Regions from separate parts of the Homo sapiens genome. Here all the other regions are linked to region 6. Evidence: read pairs that join two places in POLR2A ChIA-PET (ENCODE). Cell type or tissue: OCI-LY7. All regions are shown on one strand. Region 1 overlaps ZZZ3 (zinc finger ZZ-type containing 3). Region 2 overlaps ZZZ3 (zinc finger ZZ-type containing 3). Region 3 overlaps NEXN (nexilin F-actin binding protein). Region 4 overlaps MIGA1 (mitoguardin 1). Region 5 overlaps AK5 (adenylate kinase 5). Region 6 overlaps ZZZ3 (zinc finger ZZ-type containing 3).

Region 1 (5,000 bases), 54 kb after region 6:
GGTCAATTGTTTATAAAATAAGATATGGAAACACTAATACATTGCTGGTTGCAGGGTAAAATGGTGCACCCACTGTGGATAACAGTTTGGTGGTTCCTCAATAAGTTAAACATAGAATTACCATATGATTCAGCAATTCCACATTTATTTATTTATTTTTTGAGATGGAGTTTTGCTCTGTCACCTAGGCTGGAGTGCAGTGGTGCAATCTTGTTTCACTGCAACCTCCGCCTTCTGGGTTCAAGTGATTCTCTTGCCTCAGCCTCCCAAGTAGCTGAGACTACAGGTGCTTGTCACCACGCCTGGCTAATTTTTTTTTTTTTTTTTTTCAGTAGAGGCAGGGTTTCACGTGTTGGCTTGGCTGGTCTCCAATGCCTGACCTCAAATGATTCACCCACCTGGGCCTCCCAAAGTGCTGGGATTACAGGCATGAGCCACCACGTCTGGCTCAGCAATTCCACTTTTAGATGTATACTCCAAATAATGAAAGATAGGTGTTTAAACATGAACTTGTACACAGATGTTCACAGCAGCACAATTCACAATAGCCAAAAGGTAGAAACAGTTCAAGTGTCCATCAGCTGATGAATGGATACACAAAACAAGGTATATCAATACAATGGAATTGTATTCAACTGTAAAAAGGAATGAAGCTGCAATATGAATGAATCTTGAAACCATTGTACCAATGAAAGAAACCAGACACAATAGGTCATATATGTTTCTATTTATATGAAATAATCCAGAAGAGGCAAATTTATAGAGACTGAAAGCAGATGAATGGTTACCCAGGGGGTCGGGGAAGGGTAGAATGAGGACTGACTGCATAATGTGTATAGGATTTCCTTTTGGGGTGATGAAAATGTTTTGGAACTGGATAATGGTGATGGTTGCACAACATTGTGAATGTACTAAGTGCCACTGGATTATATACTTTAAAATGGTTAAAAAGGTAAATTTTATGTGATTTTTACCACAGACAGATGAAACTAAAGCGTGGGGGGATTAGTGCATACCAGGGTATGCACAAGATCATCCACTGGGAGATAGAAGAAAATACTACTTAGAGGTTTTTTGCTCATTTTAAGAATGTCTGGGTTTTTTGAAATACATTATAACATATATTTGTAATGCATTTAAGTATAGTAGAACATATAGTTTATAAGTAAGTGTACATATATTGGGAACATGCCTGACAATTTTTATTTTTATTTTTATTTTATTTATTTATTTATTTTAGAGACGAAGTCTCACTCTGTTTCCCAGGCTGGAGTGCAGTGGCGCGATCTTGGCTCACTGCAACCTCCGCCTCCTGGGTTCCAGCGATTCTCCTGCTTCAGTCTCCCTCCTGGGCTGGGACTACAGGTGGGTGCCACCACCCCCGGCTAATTTTTGTATTTGTTTTAGTAGAGATGGGGTTTCACCATATTGGCCAGACTGGTCTTGAACTCCTGACCTCGTGATCCACCCACCTCGACCTCCCAAAGTACTGGGATTACAGGCGTGAGCCTCCGCGCCCGGCTGACAATTTTAATTTTTTACCAGTAGAGATGCATAGAGCAAAAAGTGTGAAAATTGTTGTTTTTAATAAGGAAAAGCCACCTATTGCTCAATAATTTTTTACTTCAGCATTTAGGGGAAGTTTTTAAACACAGTGCCAGATTCTCTTGAAGTATATAGGTTACAGAATCCTAGTAACACATTTAGAGAAACTACAGGGTTCAATGGACATTTACTTAACAGTCTTGAAAATAACTTGGGTTGCTTTTAAGCAAATGGTGTCATCTTTTAAAACTGCACTGACATTTTAAATGTGGCAGGTGTTCCTAAGAAGAGCACCAGAGTGTTCTTGGGCATTAGAAACTTGTTAATGTTCTTTATACTCAGAAACTATGAAGCCAATAACACTAATGATAATAAGTATGAACATTTGGCGTTTAAAGAAAAATCAACGATTGAGGGGGGAAAGAGTCATGATTTCCTCAAGAGCAGGGGTAAGAAGCGTGTCTGACTAATTAATGAGAATTCTTTAAGAGACAAATTATTAGATAAAAATAACTCAGTGTATAATGTGTATAAACATTATACACAGTGTGTTCCATGTCATTGTGGTTATTTCCTTTTAAAATTGTGATTAAAAAGAAAAACTAGTTAATTTTGTGTGTGTGTGTGTGGTGGGGGGGCCCTTTGACACACAGGAATTATGTAGTGGTTACATTAGGTAGCATATGCCTGTAAGGTAGCACTACTGAATTACCAAGTTTTATCTAAAAAATAAAACCAAATAGAATGTTTTCCTCTTTATAAGAATCAGTACCTCACTTTACTGGACTCAATCCTTGTTGTTCAAAATATATTTGGAACTCAACTTTTGGAACAGTTTGCAGAATATCCTCAGTGGTGGCAGTTCCTTTTAAAGGATATTTAATTTTTACTAGAATTTTTAATTATGCAGAAATATGTAACATGGAGAAATATATTTTTTGTCAAAAATAAAATTATAAGTAGTGAAACTTATGTCCTTTCATGTCTCACTAACCTGAACTAAATGTGACTCATAAATTTGGCTCTAAAGAATTCTAGCAGAACAACTCCATAGGCATTTTGCATACGCACCATATAGCATGTAACACTTAGTGGACTGTTAATTTAACCATCTTTTTTCCTAGATTGTGAGATTGTTGAAGCTAGATGCCAAGTTTGTTTCTATGATGTACTTTCTCCATGTTGATTTTAACCGTTGTCATACTTGTTTAAAGATTCAGAATATTGTGTGGATATTTTTTCCCCTCTGTGTGTCTTTTTCTAAACATATTGGTAAAAAGCATTCTGGGAATTCATACTGTTATTGATAACCTTCTTTGATTATATTTTGTAATTCTGCATCTGTTGAAATTCGAATGACCCTTGGCTATCCAAAATTCATTTACTGTGATGTCACCATTTTTGTTGTTAGGTAGGAAGAAAGCTTCCTTGAATTGTTTGGTCTATTGATCATCAATTGTAAAAGCATAGAGAAAAGAGTGAGCAGTTGTACCAGTGTGGAGGCAGTGATTGCTCTGGATTCCTCCACTCTTGCTGCCACCACTGTGTCATCTGCACTACTGCTACCCCATTCAGTTAATGCTTCTCTGAAGAATGAATTTTTATTTTTTTTTAAAGCCTACCACTCCTGACCCTGCTTTGCTTCTGAGATCAGATGAGATTGGGCACATTCGGGCTGGTATGGCCATAAACATGAATGTTCTATTTATATTTTCTTCATTAATATTAGAAATAGATTTTAACATCTGGTTTCATGACCATGGTTAGAACCTGAAGTCCTGTTTTGATTTGAAAGTAGATAAATACTGTGTGGGATTTGGAACCTTTAGAACAAGAAATTTATCTAGTAACATATTCCCCTGTATATTGATTTACAGTATATTTAACTTATTAAAATTTATTTTTTCTCAAAGCTTAAAAAAGTGATATATAGTGTTAGGATTATTGGAACTTTATTTCTTTTCATGTTTTACATTTTTGCACTGAGTTTGTCTTGTAATATAATTAGAAAATATTTAAATAATGAAAAACAAAATTTAGTCTCATAAAGATATTATAGGGGATTTAAAAAGAAACCAACTTTAGTTTTCTTGTGCTGATGAGGAAACAGAACTAAGTTACAGAATCAAGAGACGTTAATGGGGGTCTTAGCCCTTAGCTGGGTAATCATGAAGGAGTCAATCTCTTTGAACTTCATTTTTTCAATTGTGAGATGAAGAGGTTGTGTTTATCCTTGAGGTGGTAACTTCTAGCCTTGTTACTCTATGATTACGTGGCATCTGTAGTTGCTGTTCCACTAGAGTCGGCTTAGGAGAGGCATCCGGTTTTACAGCATTGGATGTATCTTGATAAGCTACTGTCAGAAACATTCTGTGGCTAAAGTAATTTAAGGGTTGTGTTTAAGTCTTGATAGCAATCTGCATATGTTTAAAAAGCATATTTAAAAAATATTTTACATTAGTGTCATGTCATTAATCTGTATGTATTACTGGAAGACCTTAGCTGAGAGATGCATTTAAAATAATTTTCTATTTATTGTTTATAGCTATGTTTTGTGGGCTTGCTATGTTTTTAAAAAGATGTCATGCAGTCTGCATCAGAGGTAGCACTGCAGAGCTTTAACTGTTTTGTATTTGTTATTAAGTTATTGTGGCATTCAGTCTAAGGGCCCTTTGAAATTTTTGATATATTAAAAATGTATTATAGACTATGCTTAAAGAGATCCTAGATTTTCAAATTTTAATATATATTCGACATAGGGGAAAAGTCAATATGTAGGATATAACTTGTTTAGTTTATCAGGTAGGAATAGCACTCTTGGTATGTGTGTGGCAGGGAATGGAGAAGGTCAGGAGAAAAGAGAAAGGTCCTTGGCTGGATGTCTTTATTTTATTCTAATAAATGGATAATTTAATTTATTTCCTCCTTTAAAAAAGTCTCTTTACTTACTCTCTCTTCCTTACAATTGCATAGCAACACTAGAGAGGAGACATTTTGGTTCCTCAGTCTCTACCTACCATATAAACATATACCAAGAAACTCTTTAATGATAGATACCTGAGAAGCAGCGTTTAAAAATAGATGCTTTTTTTTTTTTTTAAAGGCGTGGAATAGCAGTGAAGAATAATGAGTTTTATTTATCTTGGTTCTAATAAATAATGTAGTAAATATCTTGCTTTTTAAGACCTAGTCTTCACAGGTTAATTGTGTGGTTAGGATTTGAAAGTGTAACTCAACTAAATGCAAATGAAAACAAATTTCTCTTTCAGAGAAATCTCAATTATGATTACATTTTTTCTGCAAATGGAAGAGTAATCCCTGTATTCTATGTTGTTAGTGTTTCTGTGGTTCATACTAAAGACTAATAATCCATGAAGAAGTTACCAACATCTATATGATGTCTTAAATGATTTACTGAAGGCAAAATGTGTCAACTACAACCTAAAGAATTGGTG
Region 2 (5,000 bases), 79 kb after region 6:
TAGATGTCCATTTTCATTGCTATATTAAGCATTAGTATTAGATGGACTTTGGGGTTATTAATAAGGCTGCTATGAACATATGTCTTATACTGTGTATATTCAAGAGTTTCTTGAGGTCGTACCTAGGTATGGGATGTCTGGATCTTAGGGTATGTACATCTTCAACTTTACTAATTAATTCCAAACTGAGATATTCTAGTCTGTTCTGAGAAAGCTGTTTGTTTCCTGTTCACCCTTAGTTCTAAGGTATAGCCTTTCAGGATCCCAACCCAAGGGCTGGGCTGGTTTCAAAGTTCTCTCTTGATAGGCCCTAGACTCCAACTCTGATCTTCTACTGTTTTAAGCTGTCAAAAGGACTGCTCAGCCTCTCAGTCCTCTCTTCTGGATCAATAAATTGCTCCAGGCAAAAGTGCCCCAAAAACATGTTTTATCTTTCTGGTTTCCATCTTCTTGTGGATCTTTACCTCGTAATAACTCACAATTTTGTTAGCTCTTTGATGCTTTTAAGAACTTTCAAATATTTTCTCCAGCTGTATATTGGTTGTCTTCAGGGAAGAGTTTGTTCTGAATTTGCCTCGTCTGTTTTCCAGAAGTGAAAATTTGAACCGACTGACCTTTTAGTTTTAGTTACTGTATTTTTAAATATTTTATTTGCTTCCTTTTAGAAGCTACATGCTCAATTTTTGTAGTTTCCTATACCTCATAAATATTTTTGAGCTCAGCTTTTATTCTTATTCTTTGTGTCTTGCTTTCTTGCATGCTTGATAATTTTTTAATGTGAGCAGGCTGGGCACGGTTGTTCACGCCTGTAATCCCAACACTTTGGGAGGCCGGGGTGGGCAGGTCACTTGAGGTCAGGATTTCGAAACCAGCCTGACCAACATGGTGAAACCCCGTCTCTACTAAAAATACAAAAAATAGCCAGGCGTGGTGGTGTGCACCTGTAATCCCAGCTACTCAGAGGCTGAGGCAGGAGAATCACTTGAACCCGGGAGGCGGAGGTTGCAGTGAGCTGAGATCACGCCACTGCACTCTATCCTGGGGGACAGAGCGAAACTTTTTTAATGTGAGCTATTCACTTTCTTTGGAAAATTACTTATGGATTATCTTTGAGGCCCAGGATGAAAACATATTTCTCTAGACAGGATTGCATTTGCTTCTGTGGGTATCTTGATTCAGGGTTGGAGGTGGGAGGGAGTTGTGTCCCAGTCCAGGGCCATTGACTTAAACTGTAGTCATGGGTTGAGGTTTTGGGGACCACCCAGCTAATATAATTTGGGGCAGTAAATATGTATTCTTTCCTCAGTCCCAAGGCAACTCTCCTTGGGGGCTGGAGTGAGGGATAGGGTCCCAGCTTAATGGGGAGAGACTATCTATCTTGGTGGCTTTGTCTTACGTTCCTTGGCCAAGTGAAGTCTAGAAAATTGAGCTCAAGCTTGCATGGTTCAGTACCTGTCCTCAAGCCAAAAGCAATTTTAGTTCTCCTTTTGCCCCTGTCAGTTTATTCTTTCACTTAGATTTTGGGCTTAGTATCTTGCTGATTTGTCCATACTTCTGAAATAAACAAGTACCTGTTTTTTTCTTTGCTCATTTTAAATTCAGGGTTTTACTTATTTTCAATACAGAGTTGATCTTTATACCTGGAAGACATATTATTGAGAGCTGAGGTATTAGTTTATGTCTTAACACAGAATATCATAAAAGGCTTTTGATCACCATTGACTTCTGGAGTTTTATTGAAAGTGAGTGGGCCTGGCTTATGCCTTGTAATCCCAGCACTTTGGTAGGCTGACCTGGGAGGATCCCTTGAGGCCAGGAGTTCAAGACCAACCTGAGCCACATAGCAAGAACCTGTCTCTACAAAAATGTTTTTAAAATTAGCCAGGCATGGTGCTATGCGCCTGTAGTCCCAGCTACTTGGGAGGCTGGGGTGGGAGGACAACTTGAGCCCTGAGTTTGAGGCTGCAGTGACCTATGATTGTGTACTCCAGCCTGGGCAACAGAGTGAGACACCATCTATAATGAAAGAAAAGAACGAAGAGGGAGAAGGAGAGAGGGAGGGAGGAAAAGAAAAGAAAGAGAAAGAAAGTGGGAGATTATTTGTGAGTTACTGAATTTGCACTTCCTGTAAACTCTTTGAGCCCTTCATTAAGGAAGAGAAAGCATCTTATTATACAGCTCTTATTTCACTAAATAATTTTTAAAATTTTGCGTGCTGCATAACATATATTTATCGTTACGTCACCTTATGTCCTCTGGTTGTTTTCAGTATGTTTAATGAGGCTCAGTGTTCATAGGGAAATCAAGCTGCTCTTTTTGAGTAGCAAAGTATAATGAAGACTTTTTGTTCCTTGGTTTTTATTTAGGAAAAGTATAAAACTTAGAAAAACTAGAACAGTAATATGATAAGAATCTGCATAACCTTCACCTAAATTCACCAGTTGTTAACAATTTAACATTTTCTAATGTATTTTCTCTCCTTTTACCCTTATTCTCCTTCCCATCTGGTACAATGTACTTTTAAAATTGCTTAGTCATTTAAAAGTAGGTTGTAGACTCATCACTCATACTTCCGCAAATATCTCCTAAAAAGAAGGGCATTTCCCTGTATAACTTTAAATACCATTATTATACTCCAGCAATTTAACATTGGTACAATAAAATTATATACTGCACAATCTATATTTAAATTTTTCCATTTATCTGCAAAAATGTCCTTTATAGCTGTTTAACCCCCTGGGGGGATCTAGCCCAAGATTATGCATTACATTTGCTTGTCATGTCCTTGTGTCCTTTAATCTAGAGCATGGCTTGGCAAACTTTCTTAAAGGACCAGATAGTAAATATTTTAGGCTTGGTGGATAATGTGGTTCTATTGCAGCTCCTCCTCTTTGTCATTATAGCTAGAAAGCAGCCATAGAAATTATGTAAACAAATGAGTGTGGCTATGTTCCAATAAAACTTTAGTTAGACTCCTATTGTAAAATAGCTGTCCCTCTTTTTGTTTTTTGAGACGGAGTCTTGCTCTGTCACCCAGGCTGGAGTAAGCAATGGCATGATCTCAGCTCACAACAACCTCTACCTCCCGGGTTCAAGCAGTTCTCCTGCCTCAGCCTCCCAGGTAGCTGAGATTACAGGCATGCACCACCATGTCCAGCTAATTTTTGTATTTTTAGTAGAGACAGGGGCTTCACCATGTTGGCCAGGCTGGTCTCGAACCCTTGACCTCTGGTGATCCGCCTGCCTTGGCCTCCCAAAGTGCTGGGATTACAGGCGTGAGCCACTGCACCTGGCCCTCTTTTTTGTTTTTAATGACACTATTTAATGAGTTTTGAAGAATCAGGCTGATATTTTGGCAGAGTGTCCTTGATATGGATTTTTAAAAATGTTTCTCCATTAGTTTTTTTAGATTACAAATGCCCATGGAATCTTAAGGGTTATTACCACAGTAGAAATGGAAATCTAGTTTTTTTAAAAAGATTCTGATGCAGTTGAATATAAAATCTTTCCTTCTGTTTCTGTCTGCCTGTCTGTGCCTCCCTCCTGCACGCCTTCCTTCCATCCCTCCCTGATTATTGTGTATGTAATATTACTGCCTAGAAATTGGACAGTAAAATTAACTTATAGGCCGAGCACAGTGGTTCATGCCTATAATCCTAGCACTTTCGGAGGCTGTGGCGGGAGGAGTGTTTGAAGCCAGGAGTTTGAGACGAGCCTGGGCAACAAAGCGAGACCCTGTCCCTACAAAAAAAACCAAACCAAACCAAACCCCAGAGAACAAAATTCGCTGGGAATGGTGGCATACCTGTGGCCCTAGCTACTCGGGAGGCTGAGGCGAGAGGATCACTTTAGCCCAGGAGTTTGAGGCCGCAGTGAGCTATGATTGCACCACTGCCCTTCAACCTGGGTGAGCGTGAGACTCCATCAAATAAATAAATAAATAAATAAATAAATAAATAAATAAATAAATAAAATCAACCTCCAGATTGCTAATTCCTTGATGTTCTCTTCAGATGTCAGGATTTTTACCTGTATACTCTTTCATATAAATGTTTTTATATTCATGAATATAAATAATTCAAGAGGACTTGGGTATTGAAAAGTAGTAAAAATAACTTAGATAAGGACTTGAAGGGGCATTTATACTTTGGCCAAATATATAAAGCTAAAATGTCTTTCTGTTTGAGATGTAAAAGTAAAAACAGTTCTGGTTGGGTGTGGGGGCTCACGCCTATAATCCCAACACTTTGGGAGGCCAAGGTGGGAGGAAAGCTTGAGACCAGGAGTTTGAGATCAGCCTGGGCGACACAGCAAGACCCTTTCTCTACAAAAAATTTAAAAAGTAGCTGGGCATGGTGGTACACACCTGTCCCAGCTACGTGGGAGGCTGAAGTGAGAGGATTGCTTGAGCTCGAGAGGTAGAGGCTGCATTGAGCCATGATCTGACGTTGCCCACCTGCCAGGGTAACACAGCGACTCCCTGTCTCAAAAGGCGAAAATAAGAAAACCCTAATTCTTTGACACAAGTAAGTTCACTGTTGTTAGCATTGTGTAAGATTTAGATTTAGACATAAATAACAAATAATTTTAATAGATTTAATACAAAGCTATCCTTACGGAAAAGGTATAACTATGATTTTATCCAGGCAAAAATATGTGTAATTTTTTTTTTGAGTTATTCTATTCTCTTGCTTGGTTCAGTGAGTAGCAAAAGTAAAAGTAGGATATTTATTGGAATTAAAGAGTTTCAGGTTTTTAGTGCTTGAATTTCTTTTAAATATCTGTCTGAACATCTATGGTGATTGGGTGCTATCCTACCATCTTTTATTAGTTTTGACTGAGACAAGGTTTTTCTTCATATTGTGTCTTTATCACAATTTGCTCCTGGTTTGACCCTTTATACTCTATAAAACAAGTCTATTTTTTTTTTTCCTGCATAGCTGTTTGTTAAGTAAAAATGGAAGTGGTATTCTAGTGGAGGTTTTCATTTCTTGACTAAA
Region 3 (5,000 bases), 240 kb before region 6:
ACTGAATAATATTCTATTACCTGCATGTACCACAGTTTATCCATTCACCTACCAAATGACATCTTGGTTGTTTCCAAGTTTTGGTGTTTATGAATAAAGTTGACATAAATATCTGTATGCAGGTTCTTGTGGACCATGATTACTGGATTATATGGTAAGAGCATATTTAGTATTATAAGAAACCACCATGTAGCTTACCACTTTGCATTCCCACCAGCAATGAATGAGAGTTCATATTGCTCCATATCCTCACCTGCATTTGATGTTGTCAGTGTTCTGAATTTTGGCCATTCTAATAGATGTGGAGTGGTATTTCATTGTCATTTTTATTTGCATTTCCTTGAATATATATTAAATGAATAAATATTAAATTAGAATTATATTAAATAATATATTAAAGCACCTTTTCATATGTTTATTTGCCATCTGTATCTTCTTCAGTGAGATGTCTCCTAAGATCTTTGTTTGGTCCATTTTTTTTTTTTTGAGATGGAGTCTTGCACTGTCACCCAGGCTAGAGAGCAGTGGCATGATCTCGGCTCACTGCAACCTCCGCCTCCCGGGTTCAAGCAATTCTCCTGTCTCAGCCTCCCGAGCAGCTGGGACTACAGGCACCTGCCACCACACCCGGCTAATTTTTGTATTTGTAGTAGAGATGGGGTTTCGCTATATTGGTCAGGCTGGTCTCAAACTCCTGACCTCAGGTGATCCGCCCACCTCGGCCTCCCAAAGTGCTGGGATTGCAGGCGTGAGCCACTGTCCCCAGCCCTTTGGTCCATTTTTTAATTGGGTTGTTTGTATTCTTATTACAGAGTTGTAAGAGTTCTTTGTGTATTTTGGATAACAGTCCTTTATCTGATATGTCACTTGCAAATATTTTCTCCAAGTCTATGGCTTATTTTTTAATTCTTTTCACAGTGTCTTTTGCAGAACAGAATTTTTTAATTTTAATGAAGTCCAGCTTATCAATTCTTTCTTTCATGAATTGTGACTTTGGTATCATAGCTAAAAAGTGAACTCCAAATCTGAGGTCATCTAGATTTCTGTCTATGTTTTCTTCTAGGAGTTTTATAGTTCTATGCTGTAAGTCTGTGATTCATTTTGAGTTAATTTTTGTGAAGAATGTAAGGTCTATTTCTAGATTCAGTTTTTTGCAAGTGGATGTCCAGTTGTTCCAGCACCATTTGTTGAAAATAATCTTTTCTCTATTTTATTGCCTTTGCTCCTTTGTCAAAGATCAGTTGATTATATTTACGTGGATCTATTTCTGGGCTCTCTATTCGGTTTCATTGATCTTTTTGTTTATTATTTCACCAACACTGCACTGTATCAATTACTGTAGGTTTATAGTATGTCTTAAAGTTGAGTAGTGTTAGTCCTCCAGCTTTGTTCTTCTCCTTCAACACTGTGTTGGCTATTCCAAGTCTTTTCCCTTTTCATATAAACTTTAGAATCAGTTTGTCAATATCCACAAAATAATATGCTGGGATTTTGATTGGGATTGCATTGAATCTGTAGATGGATCTAGGGAGAATTAATATCTTAATAATGTTAAGTCTTCTGATCCATGAACACAGTATGTCCCCCCCATTATATACATATTCTATAATTTCTCAGAAATGTTTTGTAGTTTTCAATGTGCAGATCTTCCACATCTTTTGTCAGTTATCCCTAAATAATTTCATAGTTGTTTATACTACTGTAAATGGTGTTGTTTTTTAGATTTAAATTAATGATTGTTGCTAGTACATGTTGAGTATCCCTTATCTGAAATGCTTGGGACTAGAAATGTTTCAGATTTCAGATTTTTTTTTTTTTTTTTGAGACAGAGTCTCACTCTGTCGCCCAGACTGGAGTGCAATGGTGCAATCTCGGCTCACTGCAACCTCTGCCTCCCGGGTTCAAGCAATTCTCCTGCCTCAGCCTCCTGAGTAGCTGGGACTACAGGTGCGTGCCACCACATCCAGCTAATTTTTGTATTTTTAGTAGAGACGGGGTTTCACCATGTTGGTCAGGCTGGTCTCAACTCCTGCCTTGTGATCCGCCTGCCTCAGCCTCCCAAAGTGCTGGGATTACAAGCATGAGCCACCGTGCCTGGCCTCAGATTTCAGATCTTTTTTGGATTTTGGAATATATGTGTATATATATATATATATATATAAAACAGGCTATCTTGGGGATAGGACCCAAGTCTAAACATGAAATTCATTTATGTTCCATATACACCTTATACATATAGCCTGAAGGTAGTTTTATAGAATATTTTAAATAACTTTTGCATGAAGCAAAGTTGTTTTGTTTTGTTTTTGAGATGGAGTCTTGCTCTTGTCGCCCAGGCTGGAGTGCAATGGTGCAATCTCGGCTCACTGCAACCTCCACCTCCTGGGTTCAAGCGATTCTCCTGCCTCAGCCTCCCAAGTAGCTGGGATTACAGGTGTCCGCCACTATGCCTGGCTAATTTTTGTATTTTTAGTAGAGACAGGGTTTCACCATGTTGGCCAGGCTGGTCTCGAACTCCTGACCTCAGGTAATCCACCTGTCTTGGCCTCTGAAAGTGTTGGGATTACAGGCGTGAGCCATTTTGCCCGGCCAAAGCAAAGTTTTGACTATGTTTTGACTGATCTGTCACATGAGGCCAAGTGTGGAATTTTCCACTTGTGACGTCATGTCAGTACTCCAAAGGTTTCAGATTTTGGAGCATTTGGATTTTAGATTTTCAGATTAGGGATATTCAACCTGCATACAGAAGTATAATTTTGGGGCCAGGCGCTGTATCTCATTCCTTTAATCCAAACCAACACTTTGGAAGGCTGAGGCAGGGGGGTTGCTTGAGGCCAGGAGTTCAAGAACAACCTGGGCAACATAGTAGACCCCATCTCTACAAAAAATTTAAAAATTAGCCAGGCCTGGTGGTGTGTGTCTGTAGTTTTGGCCACTTGGGAAACAGAGGCAGGAGGATCTCTTGAGCCCAGGAACTCAAAGTTACTGTAAGCTATGATCATATCACCATACTCCAGCCTGGGTGACAGAGTGAGTCCCTATTTCTAAAAGAAAAAAAATTAAAATTAAAAAATACAGTTTTTGTATTCTGGTTTTATATCTTGCAACCCTGCTAAAATAACTTATTAGTTTTTTTTTTTTTTTTTTTTTTTGAGACAGTCTCACTCTGTCACCCAGGCTGGAGTGCAATGGCACAGTCTCAGCTCACTGCAACCTCCACCTCTCGGGTTCAAGTGATTCTACTGCCTCAGCCTCCCGAGTAGCTGGGACTACAGGCGCGACCGACGACACCCAGCTAATTTTTGTATTTTTAGTAGAGACAGGGTTTCACTATGTTGGCCAGGCTGATCTCGAAGTCCTGACCTCGTGATCCGCCTGCCTTGGCCTCCCAAAATGCTGGGATTACAGGCGTTAGCCACCGAGCCCAGCCTAATAACTTATTAGTTCTATTGGCTTTTTCATAGATTCCATCAGATTTTCTACATACATAGATGATCACATCATCGGTGAGCACAGTTCTACTTTTTCCTTTCCAGTCTGGATGCCTTTCATTTCTTTTTCTGGCTTTACTGTACTAGCTAGAACCTCCAGTACAATGTTAGATAGAAGTGGTAAGAGCAGATATCTTTGTCTTGTTCCTGATCTTAGGAGAAATATGTCCAGTCTTTCACTGTTAAGTAAGATGTTAGCTGTAGGCTTTTCTTAGATGCCGTTTATCAGACTAAGTTTACTGGAGTAATTATCAGTAACAGATGTTGGATTTTATCTAATGCTTTTTCTGTGTCTATTGAGATAATCATATGGCTTTCATTTTTAATTTATTAATATTGTGAGTTACATTAACTGATTTTCAAGTGTTAAATCAACCTTAACATTCCTAGGATAATTCCCAATTGGTTATAATGCATTATCCTCTTAATATATTGCTGGAATCAATTTGATAAAATTTTGTTAAGTTTTGTATCTGTATTTATGATAAATTATTGGTTGTGTAAGTTATCTTTTCTTGTGATGTCCGCTTTTATTAACAGAGTAATATTGTCTTTATAGAATGAGTTGGGAATTATTTCTTTAGTTTTCTGGAAGAGTTCATGTAGGATTTAGTATTATTTTTTCCCTAAATATTTGCAAGAACTCCCCAGTGAAGCCATGTGGGACTGAAGTTTTCTTTATGGGAAGGAGACAATATAATGGGGGAGAGGATGGGACATGATTCCCTGTAATTATTAATAAGATCCTAACTTTTCTTGTTTAGTGGGTCTGTCGGTGCTTATGACATTATTAAAAATAAAGGAGTAAATTAAAGGAATCCATCTATACATGAGTGTGTCATGAACTAAGGTTTATGAGTAACCTAATTTTATGTGCCTGAGATAAAAATAATAAATAGCACTAGTCCTGTTGTCTTACTTGAGCCATTATATCATATCTAAAGTTACCTGTTAGATATTTTATTAATTTATTTATTTATTTATTTATTGAGATGAAGTTTTGCCCTTGTTGCCCAGGCTGGAGTGCAATGGTGTGATCTTGGCTCATTGCAACTTCTGTCTCCCGGGTTCAAGCGATTCTTCTGCCTCAGCCTCCCAAGTAGCTGGGATTACAGGCATGCCCCACTACGCCCAGCTAATTTTGTATTTTTAGTAGAGACAGGGTTTCACCATGTTGATTAGGCTGGTCTTGAACTCCTGACTTCAAGTGATCCACCCGCCTTCGCCTCCCAAAGTTTTGGGATTACAGGCATGAGCCACCATGCCTGGCCTGATATTTCTTCTTATATAACCAACAAAACCTACCCTTCATTCTCATGGCTTCTCAAACCTTGCAGTTATTTTTGATTCATTCTTCTATATCTCCTAGATTTTAATAGATTGTCAAGATTTATGAATGTTGCTTTCAAACTTCTCTTACATATTACTTCATATTTCCACGGCCTCCATACTAATACAGACCTTCAATCACCTCACATTTAGATTACCAAAATTTGGTAATCAGACCTA
Region 4 (5,000 bases), 140 kb before region 6:
GGGAGGCTGAGGCATGAGAATCACTTGAACCCGGGAGGTGGAGGTTGCGGTGAGCCGATGTTGCACCACTGCACTCTAGCCTGGGCGAGAGTGAGACTCTGTCTCAAAAAAAAGAGAGAGAGGGAGAGATAGGGAGATTTGATACACACAGAGGAGAATGTGACACGAAGACAAAGGTAGAGACTGGAATGATGTGGTCACGAGCCAAACAATGTTGGAAGCCACCAAAAGCTGGAAGAGGCCAGGAAAAGATTCTCCCCTAAGCCTCCAGAGAGACCATGGCTCTACTGACATATTGATTTCAGCCCAGTGATAATGAAATTCTAGCCTCCAAAACTCTTTCTGCTGTTTTAATTTTGTTGTATTAGTTTAAACTAACACAATGTATGACGTTATGAAGACTAGATACAACAGATATAAGAACATTTAAAATTATAGTTGCTTCTCTTAGAACAATTCAGTTTTTTAATTTCAACTTACCACCAACCGTGGTGGCTCACGCATGTAATCCCAGTACTTTGGGAGGCTGAGGCGGGCAGATTGCTTGAGCTCAGGAGTTCAAGACCAACCTGGCAACATGACAAAACCCCATCTCTACAAAATTTTTTTTAAAAATTAGCTGGGCATGGTGGTATGCGCCTGTGGTCCCAGCAACTCAGGAGGCTGAGGTGGGAGGATCACTTGAGCCCAGGAAGTTGAGGCTGCAATGAGCAGTAATCGCGCCACCGTACTCCAGCCTGGGTGACAGAGTGAGACCCTGTCTGTCTCAATAAATAAAAAACAAGAACAAAACAAATTAAATGTGAGCACAGTATCTTAAAATGTTATCATCTCATTCCTACCCATTAAGTATAAGTTCTCTGGAGTAGTCACAGGAATATTAACAAGTTTAATATCATCTTCATCTGCTTTGTCCCAGGAATTAGAATTGCCACAAGCGCAGCTATGACAAGAATTGACACTCTGGACCTAAAATTAAGATGGATAGAAGTTACTTCAAATCTCTCTCATGATAGTATGTTGTGATCTTTCATATTTACAAATTATTTTTATAAATCCTATTAGTGGTAAGACAATCCATGTAATTTCCACATGAAGAAATAATTCTGATGATAATCAATCAAACTTAGAAATCACGACTCTATTCTAAGCCTGTTTGCTCAAAAATACACAAGAAGAGTAGTATTTTGAATGTAAATCACTTATTTCCATCAGAAATCAGGCAGTTATGTTTATATCATTTATTCTTTTAAGCATTCACTTATAAATTTTATCTATACCTACTGTGATTTAAGCTAGCTAGCTTATTTTTCTTTTAGAATGTTTTACAATGCTGACTCTCTGCTAAATGATACCTAAAATAAAAAAGCCACTATCATCTTTGTAAATGCCCTCTCCTAGCAAGGTCCACTGAGCAAATCATTTCAATCACCTCTATGCAGATGATTCTCAAATTCCTAACTCCAGTTCTGTCCTAATTCCAGTTCAGTTTTGAGAAATCTAAGCCCACATTTTCATTTGCCTTTTAGGTGACTCCATTTGGCTCTTCTGCTGGCATCTCAAACTAACTACAGACACTTTCGACATAACAACATCTGGGTCAACGACGGACCACATATACAACAGTCAACCCTACCGTAAGATTACAAAATTGTATTTTTACTGTACTTTTTCTATGTTCAGATATGTTTAGATACACAAATACCATTGTGTTTCAATTGCCTACATTATTCAGTTCAGTAGCATGTGGTACAGGTTTGTAGCCTAGGAGCAACAAGTTACAACATATAGCCTACAGATTATGCTGCTTCTGAAATGAAGAGTAAAATATTCACCTAATTAATTAGGGTGGTATTTGAATGTTCTACTGTAATCAGTATAAAAATACTGGCAACTATGTTAAATTTATATTTTTGTTAAATTGTAAGATTTAACAAAAGAGGAATGACTAGTTCAGTTAGGCAAGTACAGTACAGTGATTCTAAAGACTTGTTACACTATTATCATGAAATTCACCTTATCTACTTCTAGTCAACAAGGGCTTCAACTTTCAATTGAGGAAATTCAGAAGAGGCACTTCTCAGACACTGAGGAAGTTCACATTATAGAACAGGCATACTCTGGCCAGGCGCAGAGGCTCACGCCTGTAATCCCAGCACTTTGGAGGCCAAAACGGGCAGATCACTTGAGGTCAGGAGTTCGAGACCAGCCAAGCCAACATGGTGAAACCATGCAAAAATACAAAAATTAGCCAGGTGTGGTGGTGCACGCCTGTAATCCCAGCTACTCGGGAGGCTGAGGCAGGAGAATCACTGGAACCCGGGAGATGGAGGTTGCAGTGAGCCAAGATCACACCACTGCCCTCCAGCCTGGGCAACAGAGTGAGATTCCATCTCAAAAAAAAAAAGAAAAGAAAAAAAGAAAAAAGAATAGGTATATTCCATCAATACACTGCCAAAAAGACAAAAAAAAAAAAAAAAAAGAATAGGCATATTCTTCATTATGCTGCTCGGTTTCACAGAGAAACTGAAAGTCTGTAGGCCTTTGATCTAGCTGTTCCTATCCTAGAAGAGCCTTTAAAAATTTAGTACATTTTTAGGCATTACAGAATAGGGCAGCTATATATTCCAGTGAAATACGGAAGCAAGGGACCGGGTGTGGTGGCTCACGCCTGTAATCCCAGCTCTTTGGGAGGCTGAGGCAGGTGAATCACGAGGTCGGGAGATCAAGACCATCCTGGCTAACACGGTGAAACCCCGTCTCTACTAAAAAATACAAAAAATTAGCCGGGCGTGGTGGCGGGTGCCTGTAGTCCCAGCTACTCGGGAGGCTGAGCCAGGAGAATGGCATGAACCCAGGAGGCAGAGCTTGCAGTGAGCGGAGATTGTGCCACTGCACTCCAGCCTGGGCGACAGAGTGAGACTCCGTCTCAAAAAAAAAAAAAAAAAAAGAAATATGGAAGCAAGGTACAGAACAGAATATGGTGTTCTATAAACTATGAAGAAAAAATGAATACAGGCCAGGCATGGTGGCTCATGCCTGTAATCCTAGCAGTTTGGGAGGCTGAGGTAGGCAGATCACCAGGTCAGGAGTTCGAGACCAGCCTAGCCAACATAGTAAACTCCATCTCTACTAAAAACACAAAAACTACCCGGGTGTGGTGACACATGCCTGTAATCCCAGCTACTTGGGAGGTTGAGGCAGGACAATCGCTTGAACCCAGGAGGTGGAGGTTGCAATGAGCTGAGTTCCAGCTCATCGCGCCACTGCGCTCCAGCCTGGGCAACAGAGCAAGAATTCATCTCAAAAAAAAAAAAAAAATTGTTAATGTTGTTTATCTCCATGGCGGGGAATTGAGTGGATCAGGAACACATTTATTTTATTATTATTTTTTTTAGAGACAAAGTTTCTCTATGTTGCCCAGGCTGTCTTCAAACTCCTGGACTGAAGCAATTTTGCCTCAGTCTTCTGAATAGCTGAGACTATAGGCACCACCACAGCACCCAGCTCTCATTGTATATTCTTTTGCCTGTTCTGTATTTAATAGCAGGTACATATTCTACCTGTTTTTTAAATTAATGTTTAAATCACATTAGATTTAAACAAATACTAACTTCATTCCTCACTTGTCAATCAGCATTAATAGTAATGCTCCAAATAAAGATGGGCAGCCTCCTGCTTGTCAGTCAATACTGTATTAATGATTCAAAGAAGGAGGTGAAGAACCTCACACTTGGCTTCAGCAAACCAAATACTTTCACCTATGTAGGCTCATCAAGTGATTACTGTGACCCAGCACAAAGTCTGGCTGCATTGTCCAGCTTCTTGAAGAACAGCTAATTCTTTTAAATTAATAACTCTTTTTAATTTTAATTTTTGATTTTTGTGGATATATAGTAGGTGTAAATATTTATGGAGTACATAAGACATTTTGATATATACAACATGTAGTGATCACATCAGGGTAAATGGGGTATCCATCACCTTTATCTTTAAGCATTTATCCCTTCTTTGTGTTATAAACAATCTAATTATAATCTTTTAGTTACTTTTTAATGTATAATACTTTGTGTTGACTGCAGTCACCCTATTGTGCTATCAAACACTAGATCCTATTTATTCTATCTGCCTATATTTTTTTACCCATTAACCATTCCACTTCCCCTCCACCCCCCGTTACCTTTCCCAGCCTCTGGTAACCATCATTCTACTCTCTATCTCCATAAGTTCAATTGTTTTAATTTTTAGCTCCCACAAATAAGTGAAAACAAGAACATCTAATTTTGAAGCAATACTTCCACATCAACACTATTTTCACAGGACCCCATGAGACCACATCACTTATTCAAAGAAACCTAGAACCAAATTGACTAATAGTCAGCAAAAAGGTATTTTACTTGCCTAAAGAAAGCACATTCAGACGATTTCTTAAGAGTATTTCCATACTAAGAACTATAAGTATATGACACTTAAACTAATAGATCACAGAAGACATATAAACAAAAATTTTAAAAATTAATATTTTTTCTGTACTTACAGAGGCCAAACTCTGTGCAGAACCTGAATATTTACTGAAAAGTCCTCCATTAGCATAGTTACAAACTTGAGATCCTTTGTCTTTGGTAGAACTTAAAGATAATGTCAAATTCTGTCTGCTACTGGAACAACTTGAACCTATCAAATAAACATACTAATATTAAAAATATCAATAACGCCAATGATAAATTTCAGGTAAAAATTTCAGAGTTTATAATATATTCACCCAGAAAGCTTCTAATTTTAAAACATGCATCACTCACTTGTGTAAATTATTACATGTACATCATTATTAAAATCTAAATCTTTATATAATCTTATATAATCTTTTTTCAACACTGCTAAAATCTGCTTCTGAAATGAAGAATAGAATATTCACCTAATAAATTAGGATGGTATTTGAATGGTCTATTGTAACCAGTATAAAAATACTGGTGACTATGTTAAATTTACAATTTTGTTAA
Region 5 (5,000 bases), 120 kb after region 6:
TGAACTGTTGTAGGGGAGGAAACATGTTCTTAGAGCCCATTTTCTGTAGTCTAGGCTTTATGGAAGGAGAAGGGATTCTGCCTTCTAAAAACAAGGCGACTTGGTTTCAGCACAGAGGACTCAGCACGCAGCACCTCAAGGGCAGTGCTAGTTACTTTCTGTCAATCAGGCCAGAGCTAATGTTTTGGGGAGAGCTGGGAAGGGTCCCAGAGCTCTCAGTGGACCATTGCCCACCTCTATTTCCAACCCCAATCCCCCTCCTCATTTTGTTGTGTGGCTTAAATATGGGGGTTTATTAATGAAATTAAAAACCTGCTTATTGCCAACCAGTCAGAGTCATGTACTGTAGTGCTTGCCCCTGTGGAGCCCAAAGATATGGGTAGGTTTAAAGACAAAATCAAATGATAAGGCTTTCTAGATGGGAAAAGCAGTCTTTTACTTGGGTGACTAGAAAACTCTGTGAAGTTATCTGGGATCCTCCTTAGGACCAAGATGCCAAGTTCTGAGAATAAAGTCAGTGAGGCAATTTCTGTTGTCTTATAGAAGGTGTGTGTGTGTGTGTGTGTGTGTTGGGAAAGGCCTGGATTTCTGAATGCATTTTTGTTTTGTTTTGTTTTGAGATGGAGTTTCGCTCTTGTCTCCCAGGCTGGAGTGCAATGGTATGATCTAAGTTCACTGCAACCCCCACCTCCCGGGTTCAAGCAATTCTTCTGCCTCAGCCTCCCGAGTAGCTGGAATTACAGGCATGTGCCACCACGTCCAGCTAATTTTTGTATTTTTAGTAGAGACGGGGTTTCACCATGTTGGCCAGGCTGGTCTCAAACTCCTGACCTCAGGTGATCTGCCTGCCTTGGCCTCCCAAAGTGCTGGAATTACAGGTGGGAGCCACTGCCCCTGGCCTGAAGTGTATTTTTAAGGAGCAAAAGAGAGCCCAGTTGAATTGGGTGGGAACAAAACCTTTTATCTACTCTCCAAATTTCTCCTTTCATTCTACAGGTTAGCTCGACTCTTCCTAAGTCTCAAAGTAGATTCTCTTTGCTCATCTAATTCCCATGTGGAGAGTATTTTAAGAGAATAAGTGGCATTTATCTTTTTGTATATAACTGCAACTCAAAAGAAATGGAAAAGAACCAATTTACTAAATGCTTTCAAAGTTACAGGAACTTTTCTTCGTGCTTAGAGCTTTAGCAAATTTAAACCAGTTAGCTTATAAGGGTGCTGGTGTTTAATGTCCTTAGCAAACAGAGAACAATCCTGCACAATCAGCTTACTGACTGTTTTCTGTGAATGAGACTTCCTCAGTAATTGTGTAAACTTAAAAGTAATACGTCCTGCAATATAGGGTGTGTTTCCTCTATAATCAATTATTATAATATTAATTTATAGTAACCCTCTTTTATCATGAACAGTCAAAAGTAAGTTTCATCGTGACCTTTCTCCGAAAGATCTGCAATTCTGAGTCAGCAAAATCAGAATGTATGAGGTCTTAATGTATTTAATTTAGTTAGAAACTAGGTAAGTAGATTTGCTTCTGACTTCAAGAATTTACCAGCTGGATGGAATGGCTCACGCCTGTAAACTGCCCATGCTTTAGGAGGCTGAGGTAGGAGGATTGCTTCAGCCCAGGAGCTCGAGACCAGCTTGGGAAATACAGTGTCTCTACAAAAATAAAAAAATTAGCTAGGCACATGCCAGTAGTCCTAGCTACTGGAGAGGCTGAGGTGAACGATGGCTTGAGGCCAGGAGTTCAAGGCTAAAATGAGCTGTGATGGAGCTACTGCACTCACTCCAGCCTGGGCAACAGGGTAAGACCTTGTCCCTTAAAAAAAAAAAATAAATAAATAAAAGAGGCTGAGGTGGGAGGGTCACTTGAGCCTAGGAGGTTGAGGCTGCAGTGAGCCATGATTGTGCCACTATACTCCAGCCTGGGTGAAAGAGTGAGATCCTGTCTCAAAAAAAGAAAAAAGAAAATGTGGTACACATACATGATGGAGTACTATTCAGCTATAAGAAAGAATGAGATCCTGTCATTTGCAACAACATGTATGGAACTGGAAGTCATGTTAAGTGAAATAAGCCAGGCACAGAAAGACAGACTTCGAATGTTCTCACTTATTTCTGAGAGCTAAATATTAAAGCAATTGAACTCATGGAGACAGATAGTAGATTGATAGTTACCAGTGTCTGGGAAGGGAGAGGGGGAAGTGGGAATGGCTAATGGATACAAAAATTTAGGTAGATAGAATGAATGTGATCTAGTATTTGATAGCACAAGAGGGTAACTCTAGTCAACAATAACTTATTGTACACTTAAAAATAACTAAAAGACTATAATCGGATTATCTATAACACAAAGAAAGGACAAACGCTTGAGGTGATAGATACCTCATTTACCCTGACGTGATCCTAACATACTGCATGCCTGTATCAAAGTAGCTTACGTACCCCATAAATATATACACCCAATATGTACCCACAAAAGTTAAAAGTTTTAAGGAAGAAATAAACATAAAAAAAAGAATTTACCATTTTTGGTCTGAGACATGATATAAAAATCCCACAGTAAGTGATGTTCTGACCAGTGTAGCAAAATATTATTTTATTAAAAAGCTAAAAGCAGGCCAGGCACGGTGGCTCATGCCTGTAATCCCAGGACTTTGGGAGGCCGAGGAGGGCGGATCACCTGAGGTCAGGAGTTCAAGACCAGCCTGGCCAACATGGTGAAACCCAGTCTCTACTAAAAATACAAAAAGTAGACGGGTGTGGTGGCAGGTACCTGTAATTCCTGCTACTCGGGAGGCTAAGGCAGGAGAATCGCTTGACCCCGAGAGGCGGAGGTTGCAGTGAGCAGAGTGACAGAATGAAACTCAGTCTCAAAAAAAAAAAAAAAAAAAAAGCTAAAAGCAAGTGAACAGGAAATAGTAAATTTCTGAGCTTTTACCTGACTTCTTGAAGGAAAAGTAGAGCAGTCAGTGATAATATTTCTACCCAACAGTCAACAGAACATATGACTAAATGAGGAAAGCAATTACACTGCTTTGGGAATTACACATTTTGTTTACTCTTCCTCTTTAGTTCCATGGATTTGTAAATCATAAAACAGTTGGCTGGTCCAAACATTGCCTATGTCTAGTTGTGTTTTTCCTGAATTTTCCCAGACAGTTGAAACCATTGCTTGAGTTTCATTTTATTTTTCATGTATTGGCACCATGGAACCTCTGGGACAAAGCCAAGCTGTTACAGCATGGTTTAGGATCACGGTCTGTGTGCCAGCACCTTCCTTTTCTAATCTTGTCCCCTGTTAAACAAGACACAGCCTCACACCACAGGGATCCCTCACTGCCAGAGGATAACAGCAGCGGCTCAGCAAGGTAGACCTCAGTGTGCAGAACCTGGGCATGATCTGGGGAAAATCATCAAATGCAGTTTTCAAAAGTTGGGGTTATGTAAAAGACTGCTCATGGGGGTCATCCAGTTCACATATCCAGTCAGGCCACACAGTTCTCCTCGTTATCAAAGCCATAGAAAGAAGGAGGACTATATATACATTGACTGTAGAGAGATTTAAGGACAAACTTCAGCAAAAATATAAGGATGACTTATAATCAGCACATTAATGGCCTGTCTATAAATAGGACTTCCCATAGTACGTGCAGTCTGTCCACTTAAACGTTTTAAGTAACTGTTTTTCCTTTTCTCTTCCTCTCCATTCTGCCTAAAGTTTTGAATAACATCTTTTAGCAGATATGAAAAAAAATCATCCTTTCTAAAAATGACCTCTCTAAAACACCTGCTCAATCATTTTCCTGTTTAAAGTTACTCAGTGCTTCCCTCCTAGAACTGAGTACTTTCAGTATTCAGTCCAAACATCCTTGGGTAGTCTAGAACTATGCAATATGGTAGCCCCTAGCCACACGTGGTTTCTGGGCACTTGAAATCTGACTAGCACAAGAAAGGAACTGATTTTTAATACTGTTTAATTAAAATTAATCTAAAATTTAAACCTGGCATTTGATCCAATTTTTGGAAAATTAAGAACTATATTTGGAATGACTTGGGTATGTGAAATCTACTTTTCAACTGTAAATTTTATGAAATATAAATATAGTTCCAGTATTTTTTATGGAAACTTAGCAACTAAATTTGAGGTAAAGCCCTAAGTACCAGATTTTGAATACATAGTTCATAAAAAAAATGTAAAAATATTTCATTAAGAATTTTATGGCTGGGTACAGTGGCTCATGTCTGTAATCCCAGCACTTTGAGAGGCCGAGGCGGGCAGATCAAGAGGTTAAGAGATTGAGACCATCATGGCCAACATGGCGAAACCCCGTCTCTACTAAAAATACAAAAATTAGCCACACATGGTGGCACACACCTGTACTTCCAGCTACCTGGGAGGCTGAGGCAGGAGAATCACTTGAACCCAGGAGGCGGAGGTTGCAGTGAGCTGAGATCGTGCCACTGCACTCCAGCCTGGTGACAGAGTGAGACTCTGTCTCAAAAAAAAAAAAAAAAAAAAAGAGAACTTTATATTGATTACATGTTGAAATGATACTTAGGATATATTAGGTTAAATAGTTAAATAAAATATATTGTTAAATTAATTTCACCTGTTTCTTTTTACTTTTGTTTATGTGACTACTATAAAAGTTTAAATTATACATGTGGCCCACATTCTATTTCTTTTGACAGTGCTGATCTAGCAAATTTACTGAATGCAGGAAGAATGAATAAATGAATGGATTCAAAGCCCTTCACCACTTGCTTCAATCTTGCTCTTTAGTCTCATCTGCCACGACTTTAATTCATCTATTTGGCACTTCATCTGGGCCAGCATTCCTGGCGCTTTCACGTGTCAGTGGCTTTGTTCCTTCTCCTTCATCTGGCTTGAGTTTCTCTTCATCCTTTAGGACCCAGCTCAAATGTCCTCTTTTCTCTGAAGCATTTACTTGCCTTCCCAGGCCCGAGCTCTGTGCCCCAAAGGCCTGGAGCATTCT
Region 6 (5,000 bases):
GATTTAGTACGTCAGGAGACCACACTTTGAGTAGCACTACTTGGGTATAGTCAGGACTTCTGCATTAAAAAACAAAATGAACAGACAAAAACCCTACAAGTGATTCTGTTACATATCCTAGATGAGAGAACCTTTGATCAATAGTTCTCAATACAGTATATGGTTCTGGGCATAGCAGCAGAGCATCACTTGGGAATTTTACAAATGCAGATTTTCTCCAACTCTGGAGATGGAACCCAGAAATATGTGTTTTAAACTAAACCACTAGAGGATTCTGGTGTGTGCTAAAGTTTGACAACCATCCTTGTAACTTTATAGTTCCCTGGCACCTATCAGGGAATTTACTAGAAATTCAAATTTCACACTGCACTCGGAGCTCTCATATAACAGATTCTGAATATCAGAATCTCATTTTACAGTAGTCTCTACTGCACTCTTCAGTTTCGCTTTCCTTCGGCTGAACATACTAAATGGGAAATTCAAGAAATAAACAATTCATGTTTTAAATTGTGTGCCCTTTTGAGTATCCTGATGAAATCTCTTATTGTCCCTCTGGTCGTGCCTGTTATGTGAATCATCCCTTTGTCCAGTGTGTCCATACTTTGTATGCTTCCCACTGGTTAATCACTTAATAGCCATCTCAGTTATCAGATTGAAAAAACATAGTATATATCTGGTTTGGTACTATCCTCATATTCAGGTATCTACTGGGGATCTTGGAATGTATCGCTTGTGGATGTGGGGAGGGAACTACTGTAACTAGATTCATAGGTGGTTTGTATGTATATTGAAGATTGAAAAGAGCTGCTTTAGGTGATTTTAAAAACTCTTATAGAAGTAATACTAATAACTAAAATTTATTGGATATTTGCTGTGGGCCAGATACATGCTAGATACTCTATTCATTATCATTAGTACTCCCTACAACCTTATACAGAGGGTTACTGTAACCCTCATTCTATAAATAAGCAAATCAAAGCAGAGGGGTTTCATATCTTGCTCGGTGTCACACAGGTGCTAAATGGAGGGTTTGGGATTTGAACCTAAGCACTCAAACTGTGGAGTTTTGGAGTTTGAGGTGCTATCTTCATATGTATCTTCAGTACTGTTTGTGTGCATGTATGTCCTTCCTTGTTTCAGTGCCATAGATTATATTCTAATGAATTTTTTTGGTATCACATTTTACAGTGACATTTGAATTTTCTTTCAAGTCTCATATTCATCAGAACAATCAGAAGTGGAAATAGCTGTGGTTTGAATACTTTGATCTTGTCTACCTAAATAACAGGCTTTCTAAAAGAAAATAATGTTTATTTGGGAATAGGGCTTTGCAGTGGGAATTCTGTTGTTACAGTAAACCATGTGCATATACAGGGAGGTAAAAGAAGACCAAAGTTTTTAAAGGAAAAATGAGGAGGATTTCATAATTATTTTGAGATAATTATTCTTGGCTACAAGGGTCAATAAAGTGCCTCCATTCTGAGGTTGGACCGGCAGTTGCTGGCAGATGTCCTCACAGAAGTTTTTTTTTTTTTAAAAAAAACAACCCCCACCACCCCCCCAAAAAAACAGTGTTACTGTGTTGCCCAGGCTAGATGTAAACTCCTGGGTTCAAGCAATCTTCCTGCTTCTTGGGTAGCTGGGATTATAGGTGTGTATGTACCATGCACCTGGCTTGTTTTTGTTTCACGTTTTGTATAAGGTTGTAGTTTTTGCAGAGTCTTTTGTGATAGTTTTTATCATGCATACCCGCATGACAGCCCTTCCTTCATAGCCTTCCCTGGCTGTTTGTCAGGGTGTTTTTTTTTTGTTTTGTTTTGTTTAAAAAAAAACAGAACAAACACTACTACTACTCCAGTTTGATTCTGATAACTTTCATATAAGTCTGTTCATCAAGGTGTTGTTATCCATCCAAACTCTTTGTTGCCTTAATAGATTTTGTTTTTGTGTGTAATTTCAGTAAGGCAGCTCTTACTGGTTAATGTTTCTGGTAAAAATTTGCATGCTAGGCCAGGTGCAGTGGCTCATCATGCCTGTAAACCCAGCACTTTGAGAGGCCGAGGTGGGCGGATCATCTGAGGTCAGGAGTTCGAGACCAGCCCAGTCAACATGGCGAAACCCCATCTCTACTAAAACAAAAAATTAGCCAGGCATGCTGGAGTGTGCCTGTAGTCCCAGCTACTCGGTGAGGCTGAGGCAGGAGAATCGCTTGAACCCAGGAGGCGGAAGTTGCAGTGAACCGAGATCATGCCATTGCACTCCAGCCTGGGTGACAGAGCGAGACTCTGCCCCCCCCCAAAAAAAAAAAAATTGCATGTTGTATGTTCAAGGACAGTACTGGTTTATTAAAGAGGACAACAATGCAATTCAGTATCTGGAGGCTCCCATGTACTAAAATTATGCTTTGGAGTTTAATTCAAGTAAAACATGGAGATTTGCTTGATAATAGACCTAAATGCTGGTGTTAATTTCAAGGGAGTAATATGGGGGGGGGGGGTCACAATATTTATTATATTAATAGGTTTTTTGGGGGAATTTGTTAGTCATATTAATTCTTTTTAAGTGCACAATTCAGTGCTTTTTAGTAAAATTACAGTGCCATGCAACTATTACCTCAATCCCGTTTTAGAACATTTCTGTCACACCAAAATGATCTCTTTTACCTGTTTTAAGTCATTCCCACCTTCAGCCTATTACAGTTTTCTTTTCTTTTTTTTTTAAATCAGCTGGTGCATTTTAGAAGTTCTTAGTAATAAAACCAACCTATAGACTTTAATCTATAAACCTTTTTAAACTTTTAAGAAACGGAGAGGCCGGGGCGCAGTGGCTCACGCCTGTAATAGTAGCTCTTTGGGAGGCTGAAGTGGGTGCATCGCCTGAGGTTGGGAGTTCAAGACCAGCCTGGCCAACATGGACAAACCCCCTCTCTACTAAAAATACAAACATTAGCCAGGTATGGTGGTGGGTGCCTGTAATTCCAGCTACTCTGGAGGCTGTGGCAGGAGAATCGCTTGAACCCAGAGGGGCGGAGGTTGCAGTGAGCTGAGATTGCGCCTGTTCACTCCAGCCTGGGCAACTGAGCGAGACGCCATCTCAAAAAAAAAAAAAAAAAAAACTGAGAAAGAAAGTTTAATGGTATTCTAGCTCTTAATTTCTGTTCATTTAACATCAGTTTAATTTGTTGATAGGATTAAAGTGATGTGAACAGTAGTGTTTAGGGCTAGGAAATGTTCTTTCATTCACTTAATGGACCATTCACAATCTATGTAATGTATGAAGAGGAAATGGGGAGAAGAGAAAGAGAAGATAAGAGAAACTTGATATCTATAGTTCCATGATGATACTGACAACCTCAGAGTTCTTGTCTGTGGTGGTTATTTGGATTCTGGAAAACTACTGTGTGTTTCTGTTGTCTTGATCTGAATGCCTCTCAAGAATGACACTTTCTTTTAAGAGCTTTATCTCTACAAGCTATGTGTTTTAAGAACTCTGGGGATGAATAATCACACAGTGTGCTGACTTAGGATATCGTTGTGCATAAGGCTGTTTTTTTTTTTTTGTAACACAAAAATATCTGAAGAATATGTTTGGCATAGTTTGATACAGTTTTTGGTTTTGATTAATTAAATAATTCACTAATAATAAAGATCAGAGCTTCTGATAAATTCTTGTTTTTGCTGGTAGTTTAATCTCCTAAAAGTTGAAGAGAATTGCTGATATGAAATTGATTCTTACCAACAAGGAAGAACACTTAGATATAGAATTAACCATTATCGAACATCTGTTTTGGGCAAATGGACTGTGTTTATAGTCACTTTTTTGTGGTGTGGTAAAAAGAACATGGACTTGGAATCAGATAGACTTTGATTTAAATCCTGGCTCTAGCACTGAGAGCACTGTAACTTTTTTTTTTTTTTTTTTTGAGACAGGGTCTTGCTCTGTCACGCAGGCTGGAATGCAGTGGTGCGATCATATGAGCTCTATAATTTTAAGCAAGTTACTTATTTCTAAGCTTTGTTTTCCTTATTATAAATAGATATGGTACTTTCTACTTATATAGAGAGTATATAATGTACTTGATATAAAATAGATGCTCAGTAAGTGCTCTTTGTTATTGATGTGGAAACAGAGGCTCAGAGAAGTTTGTCACACAGCTAGTAACTGACAAATATCTGACTCCAAAGCCCATGCTTTTCCATGCCTCCCAGCTAGAAATTGAAATGATGGGAATCAAAAGACAGTGATCATTCTATGCTGTCTTGGAGTTTACCTTAGGTAGCAATTCCCAGAAAAGCAGGTTTCAGAAAGTTCAGAAAAGAAACTGGTAATGACCACAGATAGTTTAAGCAATCAATACTGATAGGCTCTTAAAAATGAAACCTGTTATTTAAATTACAAAAAAAATTCCATTGGGGAAGAAAAACGTGAGTAATCTAAAGAAATTAATATGACTTCCTCATAAGTAAATTTTTTCAAAAGAAAAACATATCAAGGATACCCATTAGCCAGGTGTAGCGGCTCACACCTGTAATCCCAGCACTTTGGGAGGCTGAGGTGGGCAGATCCCCTGAGGTCAGGAGTTCAAGACCAGCCTGACCAACATGGCGAAACCCTGTGTCTCTACTAAAAATACAAAAATTAGCCGGGCGTGGTGGCAGGTGCATGTAATCCCAGCTACTTGGAGGCTGAGGCAGGAGAATCACTTGAACCCAGTAGGTGGAGGTTGCAGTGAACCAATGTCATGCCACTGCACTCCAGTCTGGGCAACAGAGCGAGACTCTCTCTCAAAAAAAAAAAAAAAAAAAAGAATACCCATTTAACTAATGGTATATAAGATTAATTTAAAAAATCATTTGACTTATTGATAGGATTTAAAGTGATGTGAACAGTAGTGTTTAGGGCTAGGAAACATTCTTTCATTCACTTAATAGAGCATTCACAATCTATGTAATGTATGAAGAGGAAATGGGGAGGAAAAAAAGAAGATAATTAGGAATGTA

The links. Peaks named below come from ENCODE experiments on the same cell type or tissue, not always from the same donor. Only the 100,000 strongest peaks of a DNase experiment are listed, where the experiment ranks them.
Region 1: POLR2A ChIA-PET joins it to region 6 with 6 read pairs; 3 of 35 experiments call an interaction of 5 or more read pairs at or near these places.
Region 2: POLR2A ChIA-PET joins it to region 6 with 8 read pairs; 3 of 35 experiments call an interaction of 5 or more read pairs at or near these places.
Region 3: POLR2A ChIA-PET joins it to region 6 with 6 read pairs; 3 of 35 experiments call an interaction of 5 or more read pairs at or near these places.
Region 4: POLR2A ChIA-PET joins it to region 6 with 5 read pairs; 2 of 35 experiments call an interaction of 5 or more read pairs at or near these places.
Region 5: POLR2A ChIA-PET joins it to region 6 with 5 read pairs; 5 of 35 experiments call an interaction of 5 or more read pairs at or near these places.

The regions. Positions count from the first base shown.
Region 1 is chr1:77,613,106-77,618,105 of GRCh38, reverse strand. All of the region lies in intron 5 of ZZZ3 (zinc finger ZZ-type containing 3), which reads left to right. It also overlaps the pseudogene RNA5SP20. Among named protein-coding and RNA genes, the nearest start is that of ZZZ3, 67 kb to the left of the region's middle. In OCI-LY7, no CTCF peak of the experiment used is centred here; no DNase peak of the experiment used is centred here.
Region 2 is chr1:77,588,386-77,593,385 of GRCh38, reverse strand. The region is part of intron 5 of ZZZ3 (zinc finger ZZ-type containing 3); the gene reads left to right. Among named protein-coding and RNA genes, the nearest start is that of ZZZ3, 92 kb to the left of the region's middle. In OCI-LY7, no CTCF peak of the experiment used is centred here; no DNase peak of the experiment used is centred here.
Region 3 is chr1:77,908,901-77,913,900 of GRCh38, reverse strand. All of the region lies in intron 1 of NEXN (nexilin F-actin binding protein), which reads right to left. Among named protein-coding and RNA genes, the nearest start is that of NEXN-AS1, 22 kb to the right of the region's middle. RefSeq lists a silencer at 4,455-4,608. In OCI-LY7, no CTCF peak of the experiment used is centred here; no DNase peak of the experiment used is centred here.
Region 4 is chr1:77,802,944-77,807,943 of GRCh38, reverse strand. It overlaps MIGA1 (mitoguardin 1), which reads right to left. Exons shown (of 16, transcript NM_001416120.1): 4 at 4,538-4,674; 5 at 843-969. Among named protein-coding and RNA genes, the nearest start is that of MIGA1, 26 kb to the right of the region's middle. In OCI-LY7, no CTCF peak of the experiment used is centred here; no DNase peak of the experiment used is centred here.
Region 5 is chr1:77,546,795-77,551,794 of GRCh38, reverse strand. All of the region lies in intron 13 of AK5 (adenylate kinase 5), which reads right to left. Among named protein-coding and RNA genes, the nearest start is that of ZZZ3, 130 kb to the left of the region's middle. In OCI-LY7, no CTCF peak of the experiment used is centred here; no DNase peak of the experiment used is centred here.
Region 6 is chr1:77,667,570-77,672,569 of GRCh38, reverse strand. All of the region lies in intron 1 of ZZZ3 (zinc finger ZZ-type containing 3), which reads left to right. Among named protein-coding and RNA genes, the nearest start is that of ZZZ3, 13 kb to the left of the region's middle. In OCI-LY7, no CTCF peak of the experiment used is centred here; a DNase peak (open chromatin) is centred at 2,009; H3K4me3 peaks cover 558 bases; H3K27ac peaks cover 1,505 bases.